Regions from separate parts of the Mus musculus genome. Here all the other regions are linked to region 5. The links are chromatin loops, found by intact Hi-C in ENCODE. Cell type or tissue: left cerebral cortex. All regions are shown on one strand. Each heading gives the region's core, and the rest is flanking DNA. Links, peaks and the distances in the headings are about the cores only.

What was found. Hi-C counts contacts between places; a loop is a spot of excess contacts. Peaks named below come from ENCODE experiments on the same cell type or tissue, not always from the same donor. Only the 100,000 strongest peaks of a DNase experiment are listed, where the experiment ranks them.
Region 1: it touches region 5 in a loop (4-fold over the local background); 4 of 42 quality-filtered maps call a loop at or near these places.
Region 2: a loop joins it to region 5, with 9 times the contacts of the local background. A loop is called at or near these places in 10 of 42 quality-filtered maps.
Region 3: it touches region 5 in a loop (4-fold over the local background); 14 of 42 quality-filtered maps call a loop at or near these places.
Region 4: a loop joins it to region 5, with 9 times the contacts of the local background. A loop is called at or near these places in 4 of 42 quality-filtered maps.

Annotation. Positions count from the first base shown.
Region 1 is chr5:9,537,184-9,543,702 of GRCm38, forward strand. The region is part of intron 3 of Grm3 (glutamate receptor, metabotropic 3); the gene reads right to left. Among named protein-coding and RNA genes, the nearest start is that of Mir879, 160 kb to the left of the region's middle. In left cerebral cortex, for the core only: a CTCF peak has its summit at 3,793; DNase peaks (open chromatin) are centred at 3,855, 4,104 and 4,490; H3K27ac peaks cover 917 bases.
Region 2 is chr5:9,446,705-9,453,223 of GRCm38, forward strand. Elapor2 (endosome-lysosome associated apoptosis and autophagy regulator family member 2) reads left to right here. Exons shown (of 22, transcript NM_172706.4): 17 at 190-286; 18 at 1,016-1,117. Among named protein-coding and RNA genes, the nearest start is that of Mir879, 74 kb to the left of the region's middle. In left cerebral cortex, for the core only: a CTCF peak has its summit at 3,082 (motif pointing right); a DNase peak (open chromatin) is centred at 3,076.
Region 3 is chr5:9,952,121-9,958,639 of GRCm38, forward strand. No RefSeq gene overlaps it. Among named protein-coding and RNA genes, the nearest start is that of Gm23312, 200 kb to the left of the region's middle. In left cerebral cortex, for the core only: a CTCF peak has its summit at 2,719 (motif pointing right); a DNase peak (open chromatin) is centred at 2,742.
Region 4 is chr5:9,166,536-9,173,054 of GRCm38, forward strand. It overlaps the pseudogene Gm24666. Among named protein-coding and RNA genes, the nearest start is that of Dmtf1, 8.0 kb to the left of the region's middle. In left cerebral cortex, for the core only: a CTCF peak has its summit at 3,241 (motif pointing right); a DNase peak (open chromatin) is centred at 3,291.
Region 5 is chr5:10,630,121-10,636,639 of GRCm38, forward strand. No RefSeq gene overlaps it. Among named protein-coding and RNA genes, the nearest start is that of Gm32266, 290 kb to the right of the region's middle. In left cerebral cortex, for the core only: a CTCF peak has its summit at 3,273 (motif pointing left); a DNase peak (open chromatin) is centred at 3,250; H3K27ac peaks cover 361 bases.

The sequences.
Region 1 (6,519 bases), core at 1,328-5,327, 1.1 Mb before region 5:
TAAGCTTTAAAGTTGTGCCATGCTTGCTATGTTTGATGGAGGGAAGAAGGCCAGTGTAGTTGATGTGTCAAGAAGGAAGGGAAAGGAATGAAGGGAGACATGAGTATCAAGGAGACTGAACTAGAGTAGGCTTCATGGATTCCACTAACAGGTTTCTTTATTATTCTCTTAACAATGAAAAGTGCTCAGAGCTTATGATTGCATTTTAATTTTTACTTGCTTTATCTTATTTCTAAGTGGAGAATAAGCTTTACTAATACAAGAATGAAGATGAAGATGAATAAAGGCCTAAGATGAGAAATGCAGGTATCAAGGAGTGGTCACATTTGGGTGACTTCTTATTTTAGTTTGTAATTTTTTTAATTTATTATATACAGTGCTCTGCCTATATGTATGACTGCATACCAGAAGAGGGCATCATATATCATTATAGATGGTAATAAGCCACCATGTGGTTGCTGGGAATTGAATTCAGGATCTCTGGAAGAGAGGCCAGCACTTCCAACCCCTGAGTCATCTCTCCAGCCCTGATTTTGTCATTTCTTAAGATAGGATCTCACCATGTTTCCCAGTCTGTCCTGAGCTGACCACTCTTCTTCCATAGCCTTCCACAAGCTCTAAGATTATAGCTGTTCACTATAATGCTGAGCTAGGATTTAGCTTTCAAATTAGTACTAAGAGAGAAGACTCAAGGATGATTACAGGTCTTCATTTAAACAGATTGATAAAAATTAAATAGGAATAACAACCAGAAGAAAAATTAGGACTTTATTTTTAAACATGGAAAAAGGCAACCTTGGGAGGTGTGTGTGTGTGTGGGGGGGGCACCTTCTAGGATTTACCAGAGACCAGGGAGGTGAGAGGTGCTCAGGACTCAAAGGGAGGAACCTTAGATGAAATGCCCAAGCATGAAGAAAGAGAACTTGTAGAGTCCATCTCCAGTAGAAAGACATCAAGTGGAGGGATGGGGTTGCCATCTCACAGTCAAAAACTCTGACCCAGAATTGTTCCTGTCTAAAGGAACTGTAGGGACAAAAATGGAGAACAGACTGAGGGAAAGGAGGTTCAGTGACCAACCCAAATTGGGATACAGCTCAAGAGAACAGCACAATGGAAGCCTGAAGAAGGATGATTAGAGGTCAGAGTTCAGCCAATGGCACGTCGCTATATCACGCTATTATAGACACCTGTCTATGTTTGCATATTCTCTAGTAGATTCCAACTTTCCCGAAAGTGCAGAGCATCAATTTTCTTCCTTCAGTATGTAGGTGCAGAGCTCAACATACAGGAAGACCTTAGTACCTTTCTACTGAATGGATTAATGAACACATGAATTCCACAGCTTCAGAAGACACAACTATTCTCTGACAATGCTCAGAAAAGCCTAGAAATGTTTCCTGGTCCTTCCTGACCCCTAGCCAGATTGTGCTTTAAATTTTCCCTGTGTTAACATGGTAAACTATAAAAGGCAAGCTCATACAGCTTATCTGATGGCATTCATTTAAGAATGATGGATAGCAAGGAAGAGTTTGCCATACAGAAGGGGACTGGGAAGAATAACCGAGCTCTCTTTTCAGTTAATTTCATATTCACAAATAACTGGGAAGTGTAGCTCTGCTCTGACTCACCTCACTGAAAGTGAAAACAGATAGCTGAGTGTTTTCCCAAAGGGATCTAAAACTGAGTGTGGCATAGATGCTAATAGTGTTTTTGCTTAACTTTCAGTAATGTATCATTTTATGGCCTAATATCAATTCTAGGGAGATACATTAAAAGGGTCACATAAAATGGTTAAGGATAGCCAGAACTATACAGAAACCCTGTCTGGAAAAACACAAAACAAAACTAAACAAAACAAAACAAACAAAAAAGGTTAAGTTCCTTGGATAAAGCTATTCTGAATGCACATTGAAAAGTTTCCAGATCTGCTTGTATTTTCAAATTCAGAAAGACACCTTTTTTTTTTTTTTTAAATTTTACTCTTATACTACCACTTTCAATGTCTTTAACTCATATATTCTTACTCTTATTTTACCTACAGGAGTGTCTCAAGTTCATGTGCCTTATTTGTTTGACAAGGCCTTTGACTGTAGCCTCCCCTGGGATTACAGATGTGTGCCACTGTGTCAGATCTTCTGAACCATTTCCTCTTCTCTTTCTTGATTTTTCCTGAAGTGAGCCTTCCTTTTTCTTTCCCTGTCAGCTTAAATATGCCAGTGATTTCTACACGTATATCTAATTTGGCATGATCTCTGCAGGAGAGACCTAAATACTACTTACAGTAACTTATTTTTCTTTTCTTCTGTTTTCATGCCTGTGGTATGCATGTGTGGTGTAAGCATTGGAGGTACATGTCAAGGCCCCAGCTGATGTCAGGGATCTCTTCCATCAGTCTTTTACTGTATTCATTGAAACAGGGTCTCCCAGTGAAATTCATATTCTGCCCATTATGGGTTGTCTCTCTGGCCTGCTTGCTCTGGAAATCCTAAAGAGGGTGAGCCACCACCATTCTTCTGGACATTTTACAGGGTTCTGGGATCTGAACTCCCAACCAAGCTTGTGCAGTATGAGGCCCATTCACTGAGTCATCTTCACAGTATTCCCAGGATGTCAAATCTTGACAAAGGCATGATTTGATGTCTCTTTAACCATGACTGTACCAACAGTAACTTGATGCTTAGCAAGTTTCACGAAGTGTTTGCTGAGAGGCGATGATGGAGGTGGACACTGCTACATTTTTCTTGGTTCTGGCTCATTTAACTACTCATGTTTTGCCTTGCTGGTGTGCCCAGTTCTAAAATCTTACATTTTTTCAAATGACACTTTCTCTGTAAAACAATGTATCCTTCTTGATAGGGGTGTCATCTCCTCTAGAAAATTATGAAGCTCTATCTGGTCTTCATTAAGGCCTTTTTTTTTTTTTTTTTTTTTTTTTTTTTTTTTTTTTTTTTTTTTTTTTGACCTAACAGATATGCAGAATGCAGAGTGATGGAATAGTCCCACTTTGTGGTGAAAAACAATCTCCCTTCCTTCCTTCCTTCCTTCCTTCCTTCCTTCCTTCCTTCCTTCCTTCCTTCCTTCCTTCCTTCTCTCTCTCTCTCTCTCTCTCTCTCTCTCTCTCTCTCTCTCTCTTTCTTCAGTTTGGCATCTTTTCACTATGCTGGGTCATTTTCTTTTTTGTATGTTATTCTGAATCATGAGTTAGCAGTAGATGTAGAGTGTTCAGGAGAAGATTTTTTTCCAGGTTTGCTTGCTTGGGACAGCCCAAATTCTTGTGTGTTCTGGCTTCATTATGCACAGGTTTTTTTTTTTTTGTTTGTTTTTGTTTTTGTTTTTGTTTTTGTTTTTGTTTTTACTGTCAGAAATGACTGAATCAGATGATAAAGTTCCCCTAATGGGTAATGTCAATTCAGATGGGCACAGAAAAGGCATAACCTTTGACAGATTTCAAAGTGCTTAGTGTGCAGAAAAAAAACCCAAAGAATGGCAATATAATATTGCCTATGATGTAAACTCCTTAAAAATTTATATTTTGACGTCATGGTGGAAACTTGGCCAATCTTTCTTCCTTTTAAATAAAGGTAGGGGTTGTTTTGCTTAATAATCTATAAAGTGACATTTGGATTGGACACAGCTCAGACTCAAAAATACCAAGCAAAGATTGGCCCTAGTAAGTAATTATAGTCAAAAATTTCAAGTCATCAGGGGCCCCGATGTGATGAATGGATTCCCAGACACCACAGCTCCCTATTGGCTTGCTCTGTGAAGATGAAATTTCTATTGTATGTACACAGTTTGAGCAGCAGGTGGCGTGTTTGCGACTAACTGTTCTTTCTCTATTCCTGCCTCCTCCTTAGAAATTAAACACCAGGTTTCTGCCAGAAACTGCCCCATTCAGGGTGACATATGATGCTGTTAAAATAAAATATAAAGGTTGGAGGTGATAAGTCCTGAATTGAACATTGGTTTCAAGAAACCACCTCTAAAAGAGTCTAGAAACTAATAGTCCATAATATGATGAAAAGCCCCAGCTGACATCAAAGGAACCTCTTGCCTTCTTTTTAAAGAATTCTGTTTAATGAATAATTCAAGGAGTCCGTGAAACATTCTGGGAAACTTTTGGATGGATATCAGCCGTTCAATTCAAAATTATCCACTCTGGGAAACGGCTGGCACTGAAGGTGGCAAGCCTACTACGTAATTTACACCAGCAATCAAATTGCAATTACAAAGGAGATTAAAACATGACTTTAAAGAGCCTAACTCCACCCTCAGGACTTCTAGCTGTTTGGTAAACATGGCAAAGGAGCCTGTAATTAAAGGAAACCTGTAATTAAAATTTTCGACCCTCTTCAGCTTTGTCAGGGAGACACTCTGAAGGCTTAAAGGGGTAGGAAACAAAGCTTCCTCCTTTCTGGTGGTCTTGAGAAGGTACTTGATGCCTTCAAGAGGATCCCGTTCTTCTACTATTATCAGCTTCATCGTGTGCTGGTTGTCTTTCTTTCAAGTCTGTATTGTTCCCACTGTTCAGGAATAACTTGAAGAATTTGCAAATCCACTGCTGGAGGCTAATTACAAAAGAGATGAGTAACCCCAGGCTGTAATATCAACACAGCCAAGGACTTTACATCACAGACTTTAAGGCATGGACTTCATAAGCAGTCCATACTGTTTTGAGCATGTGCAGGAGGTTTACAGCCAACTTTTCTGATGAGTTTCAGAAAATTATCTATGCTAACAAATGGGAAGAGAGCGAAACCCAAGGCAGAGGGTTAAGCAGGATGGTGCATTGTGCAGGGGTAGCATAATCATTCTCTTTCAAGATCTCCCCTTTAGCAAGCTCCGTGAGAGTTAACTGGCAAGACATCACGGATCTCTGGAGGGTTTGAATTGCCCTGGTATTTTTATTTAATTAGATATTTTCTTTATATACATTTCAAATTTCAAATGCTATCCCGAAAGTTCCCTATACCCTCCCCCCGCCCTGCTCCCCTACCCACCCACTCACACTTCTTGGCCCTGGCATTCCCCTGTACTGGGGCATATAAAGTTTGCAATACCAAGGGGCCTCTCTTGCCAGTGATGGCTGACTAGGCCATCTTCTGCTACATATGCAGCTAGGGCTCTGGGGGTACTGGTTAGTTCATAATGTTGTTCCACCTATAGGGTTGCAGACCCCTTCAGCTCCTTGGGTGCTTTCTCTAGCTTCTCCATTAGGGGCCCTGTGTTCCATCCTATAGATGACTGTGAGCATCCACTTCTGTATTTGCCAGGCACTGGCAAAGCCTCATAGGAGACAGCTATATCAGGGTCCCTTCAGCAAAATCTTGCTGGCATATGCAATAGTGTCTGGGTTTGGTGGCTGATTATGGGATGGATCCCTGAGTGGGGTAGTCTCTGGATAGTCCATCCTTTCGTTTTAGCTCAAAACTTTTGTCTCTGTAACTCCTTTCATGGGTATTTTGTTCCATATTCTAAGGAAGAACGAAATATCCATCCATTGGTCTTCCCTCTTCTTGATTTTCTTGTGTTTTGCAAATTGTATCTTGGGTGTTCTATGTTTCTGGCTAATATCCACTTATTAGTGAGTGCATATCTAATGAGTTCTTTTGTGATTGGGTTACATCACTAAGGATGATATCCTCCAGATACATCCATTTGTCCAAGAATTTCATAAAGTCATTGTTTTTAATAGCTGAGTAGTACTCCATTGTGTAAATGTACCATATTTTCTGTATCCATTCTTCTGTTGAGGGACATCTGGGTTCTTTCCAGCTTCTGGCTATTATAAATAAGGCTGCTATGAACATAGTGGAGCATGTATTCTTATTACCAGTTGGAACTTCTTCTGGGTATATGCCCAGGAGAGGTATTGCTGGATCTTCCAGTAGTATTATGTCTAATTTTCCGAGGAACCTCCAGACTGACTTCCAGAGTGGTTGTACAAGCTTGCAATCCCACCAGCAGTGGAGGAGTGTTCCTCTTTTTCCACATCCTCGCCAGCATCTGCTGTCGCCTGAATTATTTATCTTAGCCATTTTGACTGGTGTGGGGTGGAATCTCAAGGTTGTTTTGATTTGCATTTCCCTGATTAAGGATGTTGAAATTTTTTTCAGGTGCTTCTCAGCCATTCGGTATTCCTCAGTTGAAAATTCTTTGTTTAGCTCTGTATCCCATTTTTTAACGGGGTTATTTGAATTTCTGGAGTCCTGCTTCTTGAGCTCTTTGTATATATTGGATATTAATCCCCTATCAGATTTAGGATTGGTAAAAATCCTTTCCCAATATGTTGGTGGCCTTTTTGTCTTATTGACAGTGTCTTTTGCCTTACAGAAGTTTTGCAATTTTATGAAGTCCCATTTATCAATTCTTGATCTTACAGCACAAGCCATTGCTGTTCTATTCAGGAATTTTTCCCCTGTACCCATATCTTTGAGGCTTTTCCCTACTCTCTCCTCTATAAGTTTCAGTGTCTCTGGTTTTATGTGGAGGTCTTTGATCCACTTAGACTTGAGCTTT
Region 2 (6,519 bases), core at 853-4,852, 1.2 Mb before region 5:
AGAATCTTTCTTTCTGGAGATGTTAGAAGATTTCTTACTCTTATCTGGAATGGCTCAGTTTAATATTTCTGGTGAGGGGATGGGTGAGGGGACAGTTGTCAAGGTAAAGCTATTTTGTACTCAGATGTACAGAGACTAAGTAAACCTAATCTTCCCTGCTGCTTCAGTTTGTTTTTCAATGTCATCTAGGTGTCACTGTTGACACTGCCTTGCAAAACGTTAATATCAAGGAGGATATGTTCCCAGTGTCACCGAGCCAAGTACCAGATGTTCATTTCTTTTATAAGTAAGTGAAGGTATTTTTTCTTGTGACTATATTTTAAATAAAGAGCTCATATGTCTCAATCTGTGGATTTTAGTTCTTATTCTTGGTTATAATTTCCTAGTGGCAAGAAAGAAAGATAATGTTGCTTCAGGGTGCCTAGCATGACAGCTTGTACTCAATGGACAATAAGAATGTGGGCATTAAGTAGCTTGATAAAAGTGAGAAACAGAATTTTTTGAGAATCTAATTTCACACACACACACACACACCTTGTACATACACACATACCATGAATGCACACACCATGAACACACACACCATGCACACACATCCATACACCATGCATGTATACAACACATACACACACACACACTCACACACACACACCATGTGCATGTGCTCTCTCTCTCAGGAGACTTTGGTTCATTGCCTAAGCAGTAATTACTTCTTATTCATTAACTTGCTTTTTATTCAGCCTGATGTTTTGATACAATTGACTCTTGTTTCCCTCAAAAACTTTCATTGTGATTAAAATCATAATAATTTTACTAAATGCCTTAATGATGGTCATCTTCATACAGGTGGTGAAAGTCAATATACTGAATTTGTGTCAAGTTAGAAATTAGAAACCTTTAATAATTTTCTCTTTTTGTTTGTTCATGGAGCATGGGAGCCATTCTGTACATGACCCTTGTGTCCTGGTCATCTGTATTGTATTTGGTCTTTAATCTAGTGCCTGCTTTACAACAGGTCTTCCACAGCCACCACATCTTGTATTAATGGACGATCGACTGCTGTGAAGATGAGGTGTAATCCCATGAGACCTGGTGCAGGTGTGATATCAGTCCCCAGGTATTGACTTTTCCTACAGGGCTATTCTGTCAAATTCCTTGTTGGAAGCAAAGCTGTCTGGACTATTGTGGTTAAAACATATTCTTTATGAAATAAAGCCGAATGAGCACAAAAGAAGCAGTGGGTGTACTATAGGAATATGTCAGGGCATGATTCAGATGAATAGGTGCTAGTCACTCATACTGCCTCCCAGCCTCTTACAGGACATCCCCTTTCCCCTTTCCCCTTCAGCAGCTGACTTCCTTCAAAATTACTTAGGCAATAAACAAGGAGTTGCACTGTTTGTATTTTTGTGTTTATCCTCACTGTTTATTGGTCTCCTTGGACTGGATGGGAGTATACCTGTTTCCTAGATCAACAATTAACTGTCTGGACATTGAGGCCTTGGACGAACTAATCTAACCTGTGCCACGATTCCTTTCTCTGCAAGGGAATGAGGTCTTGAAGACAATGCTTAAGTCCATTTTCAAGCCCAGGTTTTTTGAGAAATTGTAGCAGAATCATCAGGATAAATCTGACCAGTAGGACATAATGCAGAATATTCAATTGATTGAAATTGAGGTACCAGCTCTCTGTGGTCTGTATTTGATATATCCTGTTAAATTTTGCTGGAAACACCAAAATATAACTTCTAGGCTTTGAAAACTATTCATTTAAATACAGCCTGCCATTCCCACGAAGGACACCTAAGTATCTCAGTATTTTCAGGATGTTTAGTTAAGGGACCTTTTGATGATAGTGTGGTTCTATCTAAATCATTTAAATAAGAAAATTATTTAGATTTTTTGCAACCTCACTTAAAAGTGATTTAAAGCTCTCCTGTTTATGCTACAGGTGGATTAGAAAATGCTACCCTATACCTGAAACTACTGTGTATTCTAGCAACAATTGTACACAGTAATGTTGGCTTATTTTGGGAGATATAGGTACACTAGCCTCGCTTCTCACCAGCGGCTTCTCTGGTTCGCATTGCTCTAATGATTCATTATTTTTTCCCACCTATTGAAGGTGAGAGAAGAATGTGGTGAGAGAACAGAGGAATAGACATGGATAGGGAAATGGGCAAAGATGGATGCTCCTGAGCTACAGAGCATCCTTCTGTTCCCTTGCAGCTGGATTCCCCACAGCCAACTAGAGTCTACGTAAAGACGCATATGAAGATTCCAGAAACAGACACACATCTCATCACTCTGGGGATCGGCTGGGTAGTTTGAGTTGTGGTGCTCATTACATTCACTATAGTCCTCATGAGGTCCTTTTCCAGATTTTGTAATTAACCTCTCTGGGTCTGGTCTTCCAAGTCCATCTGGATGGCTTTAAAGGTTCCTTGCCAGGTCTCTGACTCAAGCAGATGGTATCCTAATGACCGGGTATGGCCTGTAGAAAATAAATCGGTTTCTACTCTGCCAGGGCGGATTTTGATTTCTCACCATAAATAAAATACAGCCTCATGGGGTTAAAGGGTGGCATCTCATGAGCAGAAGAATATAAAGTTTCTCTTTTTGACTTCCAGCTTTACCTCTAAGGGAACTTTACCGTGTTCACCAGGGTTTCTCTGGATTGCCTGAAGAAGAAACCTTAGAATATCTATTGTTAAAATTTATTTCTGAATCTCTGGGTGTTGAACACTGGAGTATTTCTAAAAATAGAAGGCAACTGAAAACCATACTAAAATCGGAGGGCTGTTTCTATTGACCTGACATACCATAGATTTTACATGCTCTACTTTCCTGAGACAGATTCTCTATTCTTTAGTACTATTGTTTACATCTTGGCCTTCTGAAATGCTGATTTAAAATGCAGTATTCATGGCAGAGTTTGGCACACAGATCTTGATAAAAATTCATTTGTAGCTGTGATAATGTGCATACAGACAACTGCTCTCGGAAGCTATACTGAGTCCCCCAGTCAAATGTTAAGACTTTCAGTTTTCTCTTGAGTGAATTTCCCATCAGGGCACAAGGGGGAGCGCAAGGATCAGCCCAAGAAAACCAGTAGCTTGCTTGTCCTCAAATAATTAGGGTTTTCACTGAAGGGCGGAATAAAGATTTCCAACTATCAGGGAAGTAATAGACAGGTTTCTTATTCTACTTTTGAGGACGACTTATTGTTGCATCTTTTTTCGAAGCTTTAAAATATCCAAGAAAAAGATGCTAACCAGACAGTTGGACTTCAGATGGTGTTGACCAAGAAGTCAGAATGAGACCTGACAGCAGTGCCACATCAGGAATTATTCTTGGCCAACCATGTGAAAATGACTTCAGGATTAGTAATAGTCAGCAGGGTCTTTGAAGCTTGGTGGTCAGGAAAACTTTCAAAAGCCCCTTCAGCTCTTAAAAAGTGAAGTCTGGACAGGGAGAAGAGATTTTCTGCTGTATTTTCTGCATGAGTGTGTACTTGAGAGGGAAGATGTTATCTGGACTTCAGTTTTATCTGTGATCAGAAACTTCAACCTTTCCGCTTGATCTGGAAAAATGCAAGTATAGAGTGCCTAATTCCAAAAAGTGTCTGGAGGAGTTGGAGTAATGTAGGTGAAAACTTTACAGTGTGGCATCTCGGGCAAACGAAATCTGACAGCCTCAGTTGTTTCTGAGGTATTTTTTATCTAATGAAGTTTGCTCCTTGGGTACAGACTAAGTTTCCTCTGCAAGGGACAGCTAATACCTCTAAATAAATCTGCATAGATAAGTTCACCCCCTGGCTTCTTAAACCTCTGTCAACTTCACAGACGGATGGACATGAAGCTGAAGGTACCGATTGTACGGGACAGTGCATACCTGAGCATTATATCTGAGAATTGCCTATTCATGGGCATGAGGCGTTTGCGTTAGTGAAAAGATTACACAAGTACCTTCTTAGAAAGCAGGCATTAAAAGGATGTGATCTGGAAGATCCGTAAGTTAAACATGTTTGCTTCACCAAGTAGGGAGCATCAAGCCTGAGATTGTATAGCTGTTGAGTACCATGCCCGGGATGGAACAACCTCCTAATAGCTCTTGTTCTTTTGGGACAAAAATGCCTTTTCATTGCGATATTTCAAGCCACGGTCCTTCCATGTCTCCTGAGTGGGGATTTGTCAAAAAGCACATTTAATAAAAAAGTAAAGTGGATTTATCCTAGGGTACATCTCAGCAGATCTGCAAGTTGTGTCTTATTTTAACTGACTTGCCTTCTTTAAGCGTTCACCATTAATGTTCATGTAAGAGCACCATTTTCATTTTTCTCTTTACTTCTCGCCAGTTTATGAATGCATTCAACTGCTTCAGTTGGTTTTTAGTCAGTATAAGATTGTTTTGTGAAATCCTCTTGCAGAATCCAAATTCATTTCATGATCATCACAGCCTCTGTGGATGTTGCATCTCACCAAAGGGATGCTTTGCAGTTCTGTCCTGATAGTGTTCAAGAGTTGCGTACTCTAGGGATTTATACCTCAGGTTCAAATTTCGTCTTTATATCAAAGTCATTAGGTTTATTGGTCTCTAATGCAGCATTTGGTTGAGACATCAAAGAGGCCTATTAATGTCAAAAGTCTATCTACTTGAAATTAAGAGTCAGAGATAGCTAAATGAGTTTTTTATCTCTTTCCTCTGATTCTTTACAGAAAGATAATAGATATCCAAATTTGAAAATCAAGATAACACAAAAGATTAAGACAAAATATGTTTCTAGAACAGAAATGTACTGACACATATAAAAGCTTTATGAACATTTGAAAATACAAAAAAAAAAAAAATCCAAAAAACAAAAACAAACAAACACACACTGTAATCAAGAAAGGGAAACCTTAGCTGGGCGGTGGTGGCACACGCCTTTAACCCCAGCACTCGGGAGGCAGAGACAGGTGGATTTCTGAGTTCGAGGCCAGCCTGGTCTACAAAGTGAGTTCCAGGACAGCCAGGGCTATAGAAAGAAAGAAAGGGAAACTTTTAATGCAGACATATTAAAATTGTACAATTCGAACATGAATAAGTCATTTTAAGAGATGGTTACAATCACATCACAAAACATTCATACAATTTTAGAATAATTTTTAAATAGAGGTAATAAAACTGAAGTTTTTTTGCCACCAAGAAAAACAATCTATAGATAAAGGAAACTAGGAAGCAAGTTCCCTAATGTGGTCTTGAATAAGTATGAACTTGTGGTAATTAATCTTAGAAGAATTCTTTTGAAAGGGGAATCCATAAAGGTGTGTTTTTAAATTCCTTGTTCTAAGAGTCACATGTAAAAATTACCCTTATGTTAAAATTCTGTTGGCTAGGTTTGAATGTTTGTGTTTCCCAAATTAATATGCTAAAATAACATTACAGTGCTAAATCCCAGCCTAGGGATATTAGAAAGCAGTAGCTTTGAGAGGTGTTTAGCTTATAGTGGTTCTGACAGCGTGAATGAAATGGGTGTTCTTATAAAGGTCCCTAAAGAGCTAGCTAGCCCTATGCCATGTGAGGTCCCTAAAGAACTAGCTAGCCCTATGCCATGTGAGGTCCCTAAAGAACTAGCTAGCCCTATGCCATGTGAGGTCCCTAAAGAGCTAGCTAGCCGTATGCCATGTGAGGTCCCTAAAGAGCTAGCTAGCCCTATGCCATGTGAGGTGTCCCAAAGAGCTAGCTAGCCCTATGCCATGTGAGGTGTCTCAAAGAGCTAGCTAGCCCTATGCCATGTGAGGTCCCTACAAGGCTAGCTAGCCCTATGCCATGTGAGGTCCCTAAGGAGGTAGTTAGCCCTATGCCATGTGAGGTGTCCCAAAGAGCTAGCTAGCCCTATGCCATGTGAGGTGTCCCAAAGAGCTAGCTAGCCCTATGCCATGTGAGGTGTCCCAAAGAGCTAGCTAGCCCTATGCCATGTGAGGTCCCTAAAGAGCTAGCTAGCCCTATGCCATGTGAGGTCCCTAAAGAGCTAGCTAGTCTTGCGCGCGCTCGACTGGCCAGGAAGAACGACGCTGCAACAGGATCCTTCTGCACACGTTTATTGGGAGAGCTTGATTGTAGAGGCGAAAAGACTTCGAGCCCAGAACTGGTGCTGCTTTTATAGGCCTAGGAGGGGCGTGTCTCACACCTGGATTGGTTATGCACTAAGCCTCATTTGCATGTTCCTCATCTGATTGGCTACTCTCTCTCAGTACCTTACAGAACCTCATTATCATACCTCATTTGCATGTCTCACATCTGATTGGTTATACTCTCAGTACCTTACAGAACCTCATTATCATGCCTGGGCCAGGCAGTGTCTTTGCAAAAAACTTTACTGCTTATGTACACATTGGTTGTTTGTCCAATCTTATGCGTGGTGGCCAGCAGTAGTCAGTGCCACTCAGCAACGGCACATGTGGCTTCCCACAAGCTAGCCCTATGCCATGTGAGGTCCCTAAGGAGGTAGTAGGCCTTTGCCATGTGAGGTCCCTA
Region 3 (6,519 bases), core at 824-4,823, 680 kb before region 5:
CTAAGACTGTCTATCACCACAAAGCCTTTTCCTATATTTATGTTATAATATGCTACTATTTAGAAAATCTTTGTAAATAGCAAACAGTCTTGTTTTATCATGTGAGATCATTCTGCTTTATTTTCCAAGCACAATTTATTTGCTTTAAAAAAATATTACCTGTGGCAGGCTTTATAATGTTTCCATAAATGTAGAGCTCTAAATTTTATGAAAGGTTTTCTGAGACCTATTTACTGGGAGACATAGTTCCTTCCATATTCATTGCAAATAAGATTTGTAATGAGTACCTGAAGTAAACAAAAAATTGTAAATGTGATTCACAAATAAACAACTTGGTTAAAATCCTAAAGGAAATCACAAGGAGGGTGCCATGGTATTAGTTATACTGGACTTTTAAAAAAATCTGGGATCTTAATTGTCATGAACCTCCCTTGTCAGCTGCTGCTTTTTTCTCTCCTCTCAAACACTGATTCCTTTATGACAGCATATTAGGTCCGACTTGTGAAATCCAGCATGCTGGGCTCACCCAAGAATTTCTAGTTCACAAAGTCAGCACAGAAACGAAATAGAAAGAATAAAGTTCCATGCTTGTCATGTGCCATTATTATATAAAGTTTCTTAACATTCACTCCTAGAAGATCCCGATAATATTAAAAAGGAGGCACTGTCCTGCTTATATCACCAGGAGGGGACTGCGACATTTGCATTTGTAGTGTTTCATAGGGAAAGCCTGAGAATAGAGTTTACTTTAGGAACCAGATACTAGCTTTATCCTTAGTGCAAAGTACGGTCTGTGGGGACTCCTTGGAAGACTTTTGACAAATGCAGACTTCAGGACTTGCCTTATAGATGCTGTATCAACTGGGGTCAGGGCAGCTGGTTTTCACAAGCTCCCAAACATAATAACATCTTTTCCCTTAGAGTTAATGTCTTGTTCTATTTACATATGAGGCATACAGGATTTTTTTCCTAGGGTAGAAAACTCAGAATAAATTAGACAATAAAGCCACTCTGTGATATGAAGACGAACACAGTAAACAGATCTTGGGAAAATAAATAATGGTTCACTTGATTTGCATTAGCTGAGAAAATGTGTTGTTTATATTTACCCATTCCCTTCCAAAGAATGATAACACTGTTTTGGGTTTTATATGTCCTTTAAAACTAGTGGAAATTAATATTTCACATATGGGTGGTATCAACAATTTTATAATAATTGTGGTTTTGTTATCGATCACTTTAAAAACTTGCTGATCAAAATTCTGATAGCAAATAATTTTTATTTTACTTTATTAAAGATAATTGCAAAATAGCCATGTAAGATGTAAGAGGTGGGGTGGTAGATGCTCACATAACGTTTTGATGGATTATAATCAACTACTTTCTACAGAGTACTTTTTCTAGACATTTATCATAGCCAAGTAAATCTCTGTATACAGTCCCTCGTATTCAATGTTTATCTTCATACTAAGCTGGTTTTCTTTTATAATCAGTAGTTTAGTGAATTTTACAACTAGCACCACAAATGTGTCTTTTAAAATAATTTTCATGACAATAAATTTGGAACCGGGATTAGGTGTTTGCTTAGAGATAATGAAAAAAAATCAATGCTGGATCTTCTGTAACTTTCAGTTACATAATATCAAGTTGAGTTCATGTTTATTTTGGTCAATGCAGCAAGCAGGTGTAGCCTGAAGATAGGCTAGAATGAACCAAATTAAGTAAAATGTCTCTTTACATAACTATTTCCCTAAATACCGTAAAATCTTTCTAGTATGCCTATTACTAAATAATTTTTACACGTTGGGGAACATTCAAGGAAACAAATAAGATAGATATTTTTAATTTAAAATTTCTTAATAACTATTCAGATAGGAGGATGTGTGAATTGTTGCTTACAATTTTATTTTTCTTTAAAGCAAAGCCCTAATTTTTTATCACTACTAAAGAGCCCATTCCCTGAATTACCAAGGATAAAAATTGTCATATATCTGACACAAACACTGATATATCATTTGTTAACACAGGGAACTTTGGTTTGGTAAACATTTGAGACCAAGCCTTAAAAACAGTGACTTTCAATAAATTTTGTCTTATTTTGAAAGGAAGGTGATTTTGCTCAATTAGCAATTTAAAACTCCTTTTAAAGGGTCAAATACCTTAATAGGCACATCGTATAATTATGGGCCAAGGGTACAGTGTTAAGTGCTGAAGCAATGGGAAAATGTAATGACAATGTTTTTGCTACCAAATAGCCTCCTTCTTCATATGGTAGAGTAGGGTTATTCAAGGATGCTTAGGTCAAGTATCAAGGGGGTACAAATGGATTCAGAGTCCATGCAGTATTTGTAAGAATATAATTGTGAAGATAAAAGTAAGAGTGATTGTTGCAGTCCAATGAATGAAGAAATTATGTGCCCAGAGTCTCTCAGGGTAGGTTGCATTAGAATAACAGAAAGCTGTTGTTTATAGATGGATGTGATGGGTCTTATGTTGGATAGAAGAAGAGAAATGGACCAGATTGTAACAACTTCTTGAATGTTAACTATAGGTGAATTTTAATTTAATATAATTAAAGTATATATAGATAATTATAGATAATTTCTCTAGTCACATGGTAGATTGATTGATTGATTGATTGATTGATTATGTTTTTTGCTAAGCATGCAGATGGCACTTGAAAGGTACCAAGTCACGTGTGAAAAAGCAACCACTAGGTGGCAGAACTGCACTATGATCTCTGGCAGGATACAGATCCTGACCTCTACAAACTCCATTCATTGCGGGTTGGCTCTGGTCTGACTTGAGATAGCTAAGACTGCCCAGCAGCTTCAGTGGCCTCCTTTTATTTTGTTTTTAATTCCCATGGCTATTGAACGAGTGAGCTGCTAAATGAATATTACATGGAAATATATCCTGTTTCTTTGATCATAAATACAATAAAGACACATCAATAGGCCAACACATTTTCATATAATTAACTCCTAACTTAGCAGAATATAAACGTAATTTAAGCTGTAAATCTAATTTTCTTTTGCAGATGTTTTCTGCAACTATTATAGAATGAATCCATCACAATATGGTTCATCATCACAGTAGAAAACAATAGATCTAATGATATTTTGTCAGCAAAGTCTTAGAATTGATTTACTTGTCCAATCTACCAACTGGCTGTTACTGTGTTGTTGATTACACTAACAGTAGATATACTTGACTGCTTTTTGCATTTTATCCTTCTTCTTTTATAGAGCATACTGATAAGGGCTCAAGGAAGCCACAGTAACTTCAAATTTGCCAGTGGAGAAGGAGCTAGTGTGGAGAACAGGTTGCTAAGACTTACTAATTTAAGGTTTAATAGTACAAGGTTTATTTTTCAGTGTAATGTAAATGTATGTTTAAATTTTGACAGCATCTATGTTATGGAGATTTCTTATTCTTTTCTCTTACTTAATGGTACATTGGTCAATTTTATTCATTAGTTAAATAAATTCATTGATTATACATTATTAATTTGATTAACGGTACCTAAACATGATCCTCTGCTGATGTAATTCTTATCTTATTCTGACTTTATATTATTGAACAGTGATAAGATAATTAATACACCAACAATACAATATCTTACAGCCCCAGATGGTTTTCAAGATAGTTTTAGAACTAAATTACAGGACTCATTTATAGACGTTTGCAGTGTACTAAGAGAATTAAGTGGATGACAACTGATTTGAATACATATGCAAAGGTTTGCATACATATAAAAATCCAAATATTCCTTATGAGAGACTTGTGTTAATTCTATCAGCTTGCCTTGTTACTGACCATAAGTCATATAAAGACTGTTAGGACTACATTTGTATTGCTGGAGAGAGTTTTAGACTCCTCAAGACAGAATAATGTACACACACAAACACACACACCACATGCAATAGAATCCTACAGCAACAAGCAACTAGCGACTTTACTTTTCAGATTACTCACAAGTAAAAACAAGCTTTAATATTGACAAAACCAGATTCATTTTGGAAATTGATTATCTGCTCTGTCCTACTGCAGTGTCTGGGACTCGCTATCTTTCGGTTGGAATGCATTTTCAATCAAGACTGAAGTTTCTCTCTATAAAGAACTACTAAAGAAGAAATTAAAGTACTTATGGTGAGTGTGTTCTCTAAGGCTGCAACTCTTCTCTTTCCTTCCATTCTCCTTCTATACTTCCCTTCTCTTTATATTCCTGTGCTTTCTGACAATCTCTCAGGTTTAGGCAAAATTTAAAAAGATTGAGAGAAAAGTACATTTTTGTGCTTTCCCTCCATTTGCTTATACTAAAATCATCATAAGATATCAAAACTTGTGCATATACATATATACATATATATATATTCACAAGTATATTATATATGGTCATACATATATGTATTTGGTTCACGTATATTAGAATTATGTGTGGAAATCATGGTGCTTTGTTCACAGAGAGTCTACAAAGTATTCACTACCCAGAATTATCAATGAGCACATCTCAGTCAGTCTACTGACTTAAAAACAAGCCCACATAGCTTTTGTCATCATATTGTTGTAATGAAGAGGCACCTGAAACAGCTAAATATTTGGCTCATTGCTTTGAAGACAACTGTTCTTGGTCACTTGGTTTCACTCAATGGGGCCCACATGAGATATTGCATCATAGTTGGAACATGTCACGTAGCAAAGCTCAACTTATGGAAACCAGAACCAAAGAAAGGAAGGAAGGCGACAGGATATATCTAACACCTTCAAGGGCAACACTCATGACATAACATTTTTTTCATTAGGCTATATCCTTTAAAAGTTTTCCACTCTCCAATAATGCTAACAGGTCAGTGATTAACTCATTCACAAACATGTATTTGAGGGCATTCAAAACCTAAGCCTTAGAAAACATGTTTTATGAGAACTAGATCTTATTTGTAAAAGCTTCTTGTAATTGTATGTTCTATTCTTCTACTAACAACCAACAGCACAAGCCATTTTTTCCTAGCCATTTCTCATTGTCACAATATACATACAAAGACTGGCTTTAAAATGGAAACCAGAGTGTAACTTAGGTAGAATAAGTTTTATGAATATCCCTGCATTGGAGAGCCTCCTAAGAACTGTACACATTGCATACACACATATATTTGAGTGTGTGTGTATTAGAGCTTAATCTAATTTGGGTGTGCATATTTAACAAACATATTTCATATGTGTGTAATAGAATGTTCTGCAGGCTCATGATACCTATTTATACCATTTTATAGAACTTTAATAGTCATTAAAATCATCACATGGATCCATTCTTTCCTTTGTGGTTGCAAAATGAAGGTATTTTAATTTCATCATTCCGGTTTTTACGTTAATGGTTAGAATACTTCAATAAAGAGGAAATTCATTCAAATTTTATCATTATGTGGTTACCCTCAAGGAATAGATAAAGGCTTTATACATTCTCAATTATTGATCAGTTTTAAAAACAGTATCAGTCAATTATGGCGAATCTTTCAGCAGTTCTCATGGGTTCAAATACTTAAATACACTTATGTTTCAATTCATTGCAGTTTTTATATTTAACGATGCTCTTTTTTTTTCTGCCCTTGTGTGGTGGGAGCTCTTATTGCTGCCTTCTGATTGGTACACTTGTGAGGTTCTTGAGGGAGTCACTGTTAGTTTTGGTGTCTACCATGGTAAGTGCTTCTAGGGAAATTTTGTTCATATCCTGTCTTAGACTGTGAATCAGTCTTGCTTCCCAGACCTGTTTTTTTTTTCCTTTTTTGATTTGTTTTGTTGTTGTTGTTTTACTTTATTTTGTTTAGTAGAAAATAGTGTTTATGATGATTAGAAACCACTATCTGGATACTGAAGACCATCTTCACTGATGCTTGCCTATTGTTTCCAGACTTTCCAGATATGAGAAATATTGTTTTAGAAAGACCAACTTTTTAAACTCACACCAATAATTTCTTTTTTTAATTTTTATTTTTTCCTTTTAGTGAAAATTGACTCTTTTCTCACACAATATAGCTTCATTATAGTTTCTTTTCTCTCTGCTCCTCCCATTTCCTTCTTCCTTCCCTCTCATCCTGATTTATTCCCTTTCTGCCTCTCATTTGTAAAGAATAGGCTTCTAAGACACAACCACAAAACTTAGCAAAAAAGTATAGTATGATAAAACAAAACAACCAGCAAATAAACCTATCACATCAAATTTGGACAAGGTAAACCAACAGAAGGAAAAGAGTCTCAATAAAAGTTACAAGAATCAGAGATCCTGTCATTCCTGTACTCAGGAGTCCCATAGATCTGAAAACTAAAAGATATAAGCAGAGGAGCTGGTGCAGACACTTATAGGCCCTGTGCTTGCTGCTTCCATCTCTGTGGTTCATCTGCACATGGCTCAGTTGGTTTAGAAGACATTGTTCTCCTTGTGTCCTACTTCTCCTCTGACTCTTACACTACTTCCACCTTCTCTTCCTTGGGGGTTCCTGAGCTCTGATGGAAGGCTCCTTT
Region 4 (6,519 bases), core at 1,012-5,011, 1.5 Mb before region 5:
GCCTGGACCTAAATTCACTGAGCCCCTGACCGACCTTGAACTCAGGAATCCGCCCACCTTTGTATCTGCCGGCTCTTTTTAACTTTCTGAAGAGCTGGCACGTAGTGCAGCTGCCTCGGTTCTTTAAGGTCCATGAAGCCCTTCCTATGATTCATATTGCATCCTTATATTTTGCACAGTCGATAAATTATATATTTTTGAACTCATGTTTTCAGAGTTCATTCCCATAGCCTGAAGGACTGTCCTGAAGGTCACATGTTTACTTTTTTTTTTTTGGCTAAGGACATAGACCTACCCTCACCTCTCAGACTCGTGCTGTTTCTGATTATTATGGAGTCATTAACCTTGGTAGAGAGGACATTCCCCTTTAATCATGTCAGGGAAAATTTTTCCCAATAACTTTGGCTGGGAGACTATTTCCTGAAGGAGAAACATGAACTAATATATCTACATATTTTTATACAAACAAGCCTCGTGCCCAACAATCCTCAACACTCATGGAGACCCACACCCTCCTGGATCTGCTCCAGGGTCGAGAAAACATGTCACACTGTCTCTTCCATGCAGGACCGTGCAGGACTCAACATCACCTGATATTGGGAAGACAAATTCTAGTTTTTACCAACTGCCTTGGATTGGGAGTTTTGACTAAGGAAGCATAACAAAACATGATAAGTCATAATAATGATATTTAAAATGTAAATCTAGCATTACAGTAATACCTCTAGACTTTTAACCTGAATAATTATTATAAAGATTTTCTAGAATGTGATTTGAATTCCAGAATACCTGTCTGTAGTTACACCTACTTTTCTTCTTAGTCAGAGTGCAGTGAGATTATGCATAAGATTTTAAATATACTTGAATTTAAGTAGGGTTTAGGTGTCTTATAGAAAAAATAAAGATGAGAAATATTGCCGTCCCAAGCAGAAATTATGGCATAAAAACATTTACAGCTTACTAATGGCTTTTGCTCTGTGTGATTTCCTGTGTTCCCTGTGTTGGATAAGATTCATGAACGTCATTGTGGATTCAGTGCTGATGGCGTTTCCTCCCTTACTGTTTTCTCTTCTCTTCACCGCTGTCGCCACCCCCACTCCACTTGATTTTGAGACCTGCTCTTCCTCAGAGCTGAGACTGTTGTTGAAGTCAGGATCCTCTTGCCTCAGTCTCCTGAATGCTAGTGTTACAGGCACAGGTCCCCATATACGTTAACTTTCTCTTTTTAAAAGTTAAGTCATTAATATAAAAGTATCTGGACTACGAAGGTGTGGATTCTGTTTCATGTTCTTTACTATGTATTCAAACATGGAAGTAGATGGTATGTTACAGACAAAAGATATTTTTCAAAGTAAAAGGAAAATCCTCTGTAATTTTTCTTTCTGTACAGTGTATGAATCCTGTTACTATGCTGTTGGCATCCCAAAGCTTTGGGGGAACTGATGGGGACCCTAATGCTTGTGCAGCAATGAGCAGTTTGCTCTGTGCAGCCCCCACCTCACTCTGGCTCAGATTCTCCAGGAAGGCTTTCCTCTGGGCTGTAAATGAATTCCAGCCCAAAACCCTTTTTCTCCAAATCCTTTTTTGTGTCTCTGTCTCATTTCTATACTCTAATTCTTTAACCTGGGGGAAAAAAAAACCTCCCTTTGCCCTTTTCAGTTCCTTTTCTTTTGCAGTAGATGATGCTGAGAGTGATTGGGTTATTAAGAAAGAAAATTGTTGAAACATGTTCCAGTTGTTCAACAACTGGAAAATTTCAGTTGTCATGGGAATGGAGGTCTAAGGTTTCATACACTTCTATCCAGTGAGGAGTAAAGCAGGGATAGTATGAAATTATACTGTACACAGAGAACATCAGGCCTTGCTGAGAAAGGATTGAAGCAGAGCCTAGAAAAATGAGCACAAATATCACAAAAGGGGCTGGGAGATGGAAGATGTTTGTCCGTAATAGTGCAATAAAAACATATTTATAGAAAGTTACTTTCCTATATAGCACAAAATAACAATGGCACACCTCATGCAAGTGATAGATCAAGTCCTGTTCAGATATTACCTGACTTTAAAATTTATTTGCCTTTGGAAAGAACATAAGATCAACCATCTTGCTAAATTCTTTTAGTATGAATGTATGAAGCCCTATGACTTAATATGACTTAGTATAACCATGAAGCACTTAATTTAGTATTAATGTATGAGCGCTCTCTCTCTCTCTCTCTTTCACACACACACACACTGTATGTGTTCAATCCTGTACAGAATGTTTCTGGACCTTAGTTATCTATCTTAAGATTTTATGCCCATTAATAAGTAATTCCCATTTCCTCTTTCCCTCAATCCCTTGTGACTACAATATTGCTCTTTGATTTTATGAATCTTTGATTCTACAAGTTTGACTATTTTAGACACTTTATTTAAGTACAATAATGTATTTGTTTCTGTGGCTGACTAACTTCATTTTGCATCATATATGCAAAGTTTATCCATGTTGTTAGATGTTGCAGAACTTCCTTCTTTTTAAAGGCACTATATCACTTCTCAGCCTTTTGTCTAAGATCAAGTGTGGTATCTGTTCTTATCAGTTTAAAGAACAGTATTCGTAAGACTAGAGCTGAGCACATGCCCTGACAGAGCCAAGAAGATATATCACCCACCTCTATCATGTGAGAGCTTTAATTTGCCAGCATATGACACAATATTTCAACTTATTGGATAGTTAAAAAAATTGTCTTTAACTAAAGAATTAGAAAAAAACTAAACATTTTTTGCAGTAGTACCTGTCTGCAGAACACAGTCTTTATTTATTTATTTATTATTTATTATTTTTTTATTATTGGGTATGTATTTCATTTACATTTCCAATGCTATCCCAAAAGTCCCCCACACCCTCCCACACCCACTCCCCCACCCACCCACTCCCACCTCTTGGCCCTGGCGTTCCCCTGTACTGAGGCATATAAAGTCTGCACGACCAATGGGCCTCTCTTTCCAGTGATGGCCGACCAGGCCATCTTCTGATATATATGCAGCTAGAGACAGGCGGGGTACTGGTTAGTTCATATTGTTGCAGAACACAGTCTTTTTTGTTTTTTTTTTTTTGAGTATCACCATATTAAGAAAGAAAATAAATGCTGTCATTTACTATTTTTCAAAAGGAAGGTCAGTTTTAACAGTATGTCACATCTGCTGGTTAATTCTTGTTGATTAGATGTGACATTTTAAAGCATATCATTTAACCAGCAGGTGTCTCCATTGTTCAGTGAGATCTTTTTCAGAGTAGTAGCATTACCAGTAGATGGAATTATGGAGGCTTGAATTGCTAGTGATATGTATAGAACAGAAAAGAACTCAGGCCCAAACTCAATAATAAAACCCTAAGAGTAGGTCTTGTGCTCTGAATCCAAATAAGGCAAAGATGTGTTGCAGATTGCTGCTCATTTCTTTCAGTCCGTTTCATGTGCAGCAGAAGAGAAGGAAGTGGGTGCCTTCACCGCTTTTAGGAGCTCACACGTTTATGATATGTGTACTCACTCATTCTATTTAGCAGATATTCCTGAGAACCTCCTTAGTGCTGAGCATTATTTTAGACACAGAGACTATGGTTACACTCAAGATAGATGAAAATTCTGCCTTCATAGCATCTACATTCTAGGGGACAGCTCACATTGTGACATGTTGCTGGTAGTTTTTGGCTGTCTGCTTTGTGTTACCACTTGGTTGCATGTGCACACACGCCCAGGAACTATCTTGGATCTGCAGATGAAAGACACACACACACACACACACACACACACACACACACACACACACACGATCATTGTAACCTGCCTTATTGGCTCTGTGTCTGGGCTCTCTATCTTTCCCTTACCTTTACTCCTAGCACAACACCTATAATCCTCCCTCAAATTAGCTGCCCAGTTATCTTTCCTCCTAGCTCAACACCTCTAAATCTGCTCTCAGTTTGGTTGTCCAGTTACCTTTACTCTTAGCTCAACACCTTAAAATCTGCCCTTCGCTTGGTCGCCTATTTACCTTCTCTTAAGCCCATGGGCCACTTTCCTTTTACACCTACATTTTGGAAGATCTTCCCTGCAGCTCCGAGTCTGTTCTGTCCCTCTCCCCACTAAGTATCTCAATTCTCCTCTTCTCTCATAGCCTGCAGGAACCTGGATATCTGTCCTCTTTCTTTCTGCCCAGTCATTAGCCACTGGCATCTTTATTGATTGATCAAGAACCAATTGGAGACAAGGAACTTCAGCATCAGTACTCGCAGATTCTTGATTAAATCAGAGTATCAGAACCACTCCTCTACAGTGACATACCTAGATCATACCATGCAATATCTTGTGTTTAAGATGCCAGTTTACTACATCACAGCAACTGTCTATAAACGTTTTCCTAATTAACTTGATGAGAAACGATGACAGTATATGAATCAAATTACTTGCTGCCTTTACATGAAGCCAAACTGCAAATATTAGAAAAGATGGTCAACGTCCATTGCTCTTGTTTAGTTAGGGTATTGTGAGTTGTTGCCTGTCTTCTGAGGTATTAGAGATCATTTGTTTTTACACAAAACATCAATCATGGGACAATAGAACTGTTGTGTTTGATGATGATGACGGTGATGCTGCTGCTGACGTGTGTGTGTGTGTGTGTGTGTGTGTGTGTGTGTGTGTGTGTGCATGTGAGTGTTCTTGTGTGTGTATCATATGTCCAGGGGTGCAAGTGGGTGCATGTGAAGACTGGAGGTCAAGTGTGTTTCTCCATCACTCTCTGTTTTGTTTTTAGCCTGGCTCCCTCACTCACCTGGAGCTCACTAATTTGATTAGACTGACTTGTCAGTGAGCCCAAAGTTCCTCCTCTTTCTGCTTCCTTCACACGCATAGGTACCTATTAGAGGTGCCCTCCCTTAACTCCCTGATATTTTGTTTTGATTTTACATGATAGTGACAGTAAAATTTATAACTTTATACTGTGGCCAGCACTTTACCAACTAAGCCATCTCTGCAAATCTCAACCTGGGTTTTAATACTTCTCTAGTAATTTATGAATGTCTATATTGTATTAAATATAACCATAGTAAATTAAACTTCAAAGCATAATGCTTTTTTACACTGCATATTAAGTAGGTAGTGAAGACAAATAATATACAGTTACCTAATTGAATGATATTGCACTAACAGGATTAGAAATGTGGCATTTCAATGGGCCATCAGTTGAAACTTGAAGAATACACACACTCACACACACACACACACACACACACACAATCATATTTTATAGTTATAGTCATTGTCTCAGTACTACAGCTGTTTGATAAGCCTGGGTAAGGAAATAAGTGACTTCAACAGTAAGGAAAATCGCTAACTTTCCCCTGTATCTATTTATATTTCAAATGAAGGTTTGTAGAACTTTGTTCTTTGTATTGGTTCAACCTGGTGTAGAAAGATAAAAGGCTATCATAGGCACTACCTGAAATAAGGTGGATTTCCTTTCTCTATTCCACTGCACTAGATAGGCTGTGTTTTTGGCTGTTGTTGGCTTGTTTTTACATAGCCTCTTTCGCATGATGCTTTACTCTTTTCTTTAACATTGCCAAAGAATTGTATGAGGTGGTGTCATTCTCTATTAATGACATTATTGATCTTGATTAAACTTTCTTGACTCTCTTCTGAGAGGAAACTCATTCCATCTTAGCATTGCATTGCTAATCAACTGAAGGAAACATATCTAATAATACAACAATGCCCTATACATCATAGCACGTTGTTTGAAGTGGTAACCGTAAGTAAAGTACTCTCTAGTGGCTGACTGATGCAGAGGATATAAGTGAGACTATGTGTCCCTACCTGTCTTTTTTACCATAACAACATTTTGATAAAATTAAGAGTTAGAGAATTTCAGTATTCCTTACCCTTGCACACTGTTGATAGGAATATAAATTAGATTAAGTGTTATAGAGAACAGAATAGATGAAGCAGTCCTACTACAGGGATACAAAGGGAAGGGAAGGTAATCAGCCTGTCAAAGTGACATTGACCCTCATAGTTACTGTACTGCTGCACATGATAGCCAAAAAACAGAAACTAGCCAAGTTTTCATGAACAGTAAGTGAAGAGAGATAATGTGGGAAAAATACTACTCAACATAAAAATTAAAATGTCACTTGCGACAACATAGATGGAACTGGAAAACATTATGTTAGGTGAAATAAAAAGACGCAGAAAGACAAGAACCATATGCTCTTAGTCATATGTGAAACGAAATAGTTGCATGAAATATATATGTATGTATATATATATATATGTATGTATATATGTGTGTGTGCATATATATATATGTATATATGTGTGTGTGTGTGTGTGTGTGTGTGTGTGTGTGTGTGTGGAATTTACTGTGGTATGTGGATAATGTAATAGTCATATCATAAATGGCATATCTGTCACCTCAGATAGGCAGTATTTTTTTGCACTAAAATTATACTCAATCTTGGAATTTCTGTCTTCAACATTGTATCAC
Region 5 (6,519 bases), core at 1,284-5,283:
AAATATCTAATATAAAAAATGAAACTTAAAAAAAATTAAGGAAGGAGTAAGTACCTCCAGCCCCAAAGCCCGGGTAACTGGGCAATGGCTCTTCATATCTTCTTCAAGCTGAATATGGGTGTTGACATATCTTTGAAGAGGTTGTAGGAAGGGTAGGGAAAATGATGGAGTTAGCTGGCCAAATCAGGCCACTCCAATGATTAATTTAGTCTCTGATGTCTGTGTCCTGACTGGATCTCTCTGAAAGTCTAAGACATTAGAGTTCAAGCAGGTCAGTTAGGCATGTCTTACAATAAGACTCACCAAGCCTGTATATTCTTCAGTATATAAATCTCAAAACTAAAGTTTAGAGCCGGGCAGTGGTGGTGCATGCCTTTAATCCCAGCACTTGGGAAGCAGAGGCAGATGCATTTCTGAGTTCGAGGCCAGCCTGGTCTACAAAGTGAGTTCCAGGACAGCCAGGGCTATAAAGAGAAACCCTGTCTGAAAAAAAAAATATTCAAAACTAAAGTTTAGTATCATCAAGATAACTTTTTTGTTTGTTTCTCTTAAATCTAGTTCTTCCGGTAGTTTCCCTTCATTATGTCTGATCCATATTACTCTGGATAGTGTAGAGACACTAATCACCTTTTCTAAAATGCAAAGACAAAAACTTTCTCCCAAATCAGCATATCCTTGAGACAGTAACCAGAAAAAAACTTTATTTAGACTTCTCTCCTAGAGGAATAATATAACCACAAAACTCAAAATCACACCCATTTTGAAAATCGAAACAATCTAAAACAAATGCAGTAAACTAAGATACTGCATGTGCCATTTCTTATCTTGTCAAGCAGGAAAAGACACTCAAGATTCCTGTGGAGCCCACTTTAGCAGAATATGAGCTTCCTGTGGCTGGTTAAACAATCTATACCATCTTTCCATTTGTCTCTCTGCCCAGAGCCACAGACATATTTTATTAATACCTGTATAATATCTGTCTATTGAGCTCTCTACCTGGAGCCACAGACATAGATAAGTAACACCTTTTCAAAGTAGGCAATGATTATCACTGCACTCTGTACTCTGGAGTCAGTGAGTAATATTCCTTATCTTATTCTGAGACAGGCAAAATTTCCCATGTGATTTGGACAGAATCTTAATATAAATTTATCCTAAAAGCAAATAATCCTAATTTTAAATTCACAATTTAATCCCTCTGCCTTAAGAGGCAGGCAAATTCCATCTTCTCCCAACTCAGAGCACCCTGTAATTTTCCACAGTAGGGGTCCTCAGCTCTGCTAGCAGTCTCTTTGTTTCAACTCCCTTGTTAGAGTACATGACTTGTTTTTTTAACACTACCCAGTTACTCACTTAACAAAAGTAAATAAATAAAGTAAAACTCGAACTTTCCGGCTAATAATATTAAATTTCTAGTGGATTCGTGCCCAGCCAGCAAGTTGTTTCACCATCTGTTGCAGGAAGCATTAAAAAAAATGAAGCCACCACCTCTCTGTGGTACCTGATCATGCTTCCGCACTCTTGCAGGCCCACCTACTCTCCAGCCACACTGGACCACAGGGCCAAATCTGGACGGGGCCCCCAAGTTCCTCTCACTACCACACAACCCACGGTCAGCCATCTCTACACTTAATTACTGGTAGTCAAGACTCTTAAATCTTAATTAGCCAATCAGGCTTATGTATTAGTAGAATTACAATTTACAAGATACCAGTAAAATAATTTCAGAGCCAATTGATAATGATAAAACGCTTTATCCCTAATCCCAGCACTTGGGAGGCAGAGGCAGGGAGATATCTGAGTTCGAGGCCAGCCTGGTCTACAGAGTGAGTTCCAGGACAGCCAGAGCTACACAGAGAAACCCTGTCTTGAAAAACAAAAAACAAAAAACCAAACCAAACAAACAAAAAAGCTTTATCCCAATATTTCTAACCTTGTGAAATAATAGCTACTTGTGGCTGGTAAATGCCACTTGAGTACTCGTCCGCAGCTTTCTTCCTTCCTCTTCCTGCTCTGAGATGCTCTGTGTCTCTGCAACTCTTAGCTCTGCCTCCCTTTTCCCTGTCCAATCACATGCCTCCTCTGCATTAATGTTATTGGACAGAGAAAACCCTGTGACATGAATGTAAAACACAAAATGCTTCCTTTGTAGAGATATTTGTTTAGAGTTATAACCATCCTCTTCTCCCATAGAAAATGAGATTTTTCTTTTGGGTATTCTTTATTTTTCAAGAGGTCATCTACTCTTATTTTATAAAAGTATTTTTTGTTCAAAGCCATATTGGCAGTCATCTAGTAAGATATTATGAAGCCAACTGTGCAACATTTCTTCATTTCTGTAGAGAGCTCTTGGTGCTGTTTCAATGATTTTGGTTAGAACTTGACACTGGGCTAGGACAAGGAAGTAAGCTCAGGCATGAATTTCACATTGGACTTGGACAAAGTAGTAGACTCAAGATCTCGATCATCTTGATAAGTCCCTGAATACCATGGGGCCATGTTTATGCCTTGCTTGTTCCTTGACTGCTTTGTTTATGCCTTGTTTGATTCTTGACTACTTTATGTCTTATAACTCGCCATATTATTTTCATGTTCCTAGAATGATATAAAAGCAGACTGGAAAAAAGTAAACCCACTTAATTGCTGGAGCAATACTGTACTGTTGTCTAATTGTCTTTTCATTCTTTAATCCTCACTCCCTCCTTGGAGACCCTGTTGACTAACTGAGCAAGCATGGTCATATATCTGTCTTGTCTTCCTTAAACATAATTAAACCTAAAGTTGGCTAGCTACTCTCTATTTCACCGATGTTTACCAGTGACTGGTTGCTGGGTACATTGAATATCCCCGAGTAGAGAATATTAAGTTGATTGAGTTATTCCACAACACCCCTAGTTTATTAAAATATAAGCATTGGAAATACAAAGCATTGTGGGAAATGACTTTTTAGAGTCAGTCAGTTCTCATTTTTTATTTTGTTTACTCCTAACAAACTGCATATACCTATCCCACATCTAATGCTAAAACAAGGCCCATTTTAGTGTAGAACAATTTTCTGTGATGGGGAAGAATGTGGTTTACTTACACAGGAGAACATCTAACATTTTACACACAGAGAACTGTAGTTCTCAGAAGTGTATTGGAAGACCACAGGCTTTGCATGTGGAAAATGTCAAAATAAATGTTTTGCTTGGTAAAATTAAACATTTTCCTACAATGCTTTGAAACTGGGCCTGTGAATTGATTTGCCTTATATTCAAGTGCCCCCTTGAGGACATGAGCCTAATTACATGGCCAAAAATATCACCTAAATATCAAGTGATGAATTATCAACAAAACGTTTGCAATGGTCAAATGTGTACTAGAATGAAGGCACACTTGTAATAATTCAGGGGACTATTTGTTTCTGATTTTTCTTTGTACTATCTGTTCTTGAGAACAATACTGCAAGAAGAAATTTATCCCAATCAATATTCAGGTGTAAAACTTTTTATGCTATGGATTTATCATTACAATCTGGTAGCTAATTAGACAACTTTGAACTTCTTTCTCGTATTTCAGAGGTGGTGCTCCTGGCCTCGCCATTCACCTAAGCTAGTCCTAGATCTCTGACTGTTTCATGCATGGGCCACACAGGGTTTACTTGCTCTGCTGGTGCTGATGAAAACTTTGTATGTGCAGATTTCAGTGAATGCTGACAGTGATAGCTGCTAGTGTGCCATGTAGACCACCTTATCAAATATAGGAGCTGGTCTGTGCAGATTTCATAATGTCCTCCTTTGAGTTTGAGAATATACACTTCACCTTCTGCCAAAGTATTTTTCTGCCTTATTGTTTCTTGAAATATTCATTATTTGTCTGAAAGTTCCTTTCTTCAAAGGTTTTATATGTTAAATTTTGCATAAAATGTAAAGATATCCATATTATTTTGTCTCTTTTGCTAGCATTCCTGCTTGTAGAAGTGGATAAGGGAAATATTCCACCATCCAAATGAGAAAGAACTAGAGAAACAAGTTATATACTAGAAACATATTTTATTTTCTCAAGCTACTCTTCTTTTAAAACATAGATTATAGACATGCTAGTATCTTAACAAATCTAACCAGTGATGAAATATAGCCAAATTAACGATACATTTTAAAGTAAATTTTATAAAAATAAATTCAGACTGATATTATATTTTGTTTTTCTAATTTAAATGAATTTTGCACCATTAGCTCTATGTCAATATAAACTAATAGTAATTCTAGGCTAGATTTTCTTATGAAACACAAATTATTAAATTAACCCTCAACTACAAATGATGTGTGTCTCCCTTCCTGGTGTTAAATCTGAGTTACAATGTGTTTGGAAGTTTACAGAAGTAAAGTTGTTAAGAATAGGAAGCTATTAAAATGCAGTGTCTCAGAGGTGAAAAATTGGTTAAAATTTAAAAGTTTAAATTAAGAAAGTTAACAAGGACAAACCTGTGAACTATGTGGGATAATTAAAAAAAAAAAGTCAGAAGGAGTATCAAATGGAAGTCAGCTTGGGAGGAGGAGAGAATTCCATTTGAAATGTTAAATACAGCCTAAAGTGACGTTTGTTTCATGGAAAACTGACTGATTTTTTCAAAAGCTACATAAAACATGAAGAGGTTAGAAGTTTTTTGCAGTACTTGAGTAAAATCGAAAGGTGAGCTTCACATACTCAAGGGAAATTGCAGGGGTGCAGGCACGCACTCACACACACACACACACACACACACACGCGCGCACGCGCACACACACACACACACACAGGCACGCACACACACGCACACATGCGCACACACACATGCACGCGCACACACACATGCATGCACACACGCACACACAGGCACGCACAAACACACACACGCATGCACACATGCATGCATGCACGCACACATGCACACACGCACACACACACACACACGCACGCACGCATGCACGCACGCATGCATGCACACATAGTGCCTACTAGAAGAGCAAAATAATCTTCGTTGGGGAGAAACACCTGGGACTAGTGTGGAGAAATGCTTAAGAAAGTTACCTAATGTTGACTGTGATTACTCAAAATACTGATAAATGCAATTTGTTTTAATATTTTGGAATTGAAAATGACAACATTTTTAATACTCAGAGGGGGCTATGTCTTCCTCCTGTTAGCATTGTCTATACTATTCATGGAATTTTCTCCAGTGTTCACAATCTCGGGAATCAATTGGGCCATCTACATATTTTGATTAGTCGTGTGAAAATTAAGAGTTTGCCTTTGAGTTTCAGTTCTGTCTTCAGACTAAATATAAACATTTCCCACAAATAGAATAAAACTACTTTCCAGTTCCAGAAACTCTAAGTCTCTTATTGCCAAAGTGTGAAAATTATTATAGCATACCCTTTGTTATTTACATTGTTATTATAGTAGAAAAACAATAATATGGGGGAGAGGGGTGCACTTCTGTCAATCAGTTTCAAATTTTAAGTTAATTATATTCCATAATATTTAATGTATTTCTGAAAATGAGTAAGAATCCATTAAAGAGCTGTGAAAAAATGTGCTTTGAGATGCAAGTGTTTGTAAGTTAAATGACATATTTATTTTCCATTAAGATCCTAATAGACTACATCACAGAAAAGACTTCCTCATAAGATAACTTTCTGATTTCAGCATAACCTTTAAAGGCTTATCTTAACTTTGAAAAAAGGCACTTCAAGATTTTTAAAGCAAAATTCATGTTCCTTATCTCCATAAAATATAATAGTGAATGGACAAATCTGCTTTATCTTAATGAGGTGGAGTATAACTGGAGCAATAACTCATTATAATGAACATAATAGAGCAACAGTCTCAAGGTCTACTCCTCCCCTTGCCCATGTTTGTGCACCTGTGTGTGTGTATATTTGTGTATGTGTGTATGTGTGTGTGTGTATGGTTCTGTGTGTGTGTGTGTTTGTGTTGTGTTATATGTGGTGTTGAATTTCATAATTATCTTTTTCATTAACAGCCATCAATCTTAACTAAGTGTGGAGATTCTAAGGAACACCACAGTCTCTAACCATCTTAATTAAATGCAGAGTCAGTTTTCCCATGTTCACACCATTGAGGTCAGTTCACCCACAGTCCCAGCAATCAGGGCCAACTCTATTGTGCTTTCCAAGTGAGGTGAGGGAGGGACCTGATCTCCAGATTTCTCAGACATCAACATGGTTCCTGGCAGCCACCAAAACCAAGATCGTCACCTGATGGTAACAGAGCCCCTCTGCTGCAAGACCACAGACTCAGACATGGCCCACAGTGGCAGCACACACCAGGGCATTATAACCAACTTCTCTGGCATTCTTGGCTGGCTACTCACATCAGGTTGTTCCTCACTACCCTCAAGTCTCTTCATTGTGCCCATAACCTTCTGCTTCTTTTTCCTTCCGTTTTACCAGCACTTAATTGGCTTATATTAATGGCCCCTAGAACCTTGAGGTTCCTGGGGTCATCTCTTGCCTGATCTGTGTGGAACCTGGC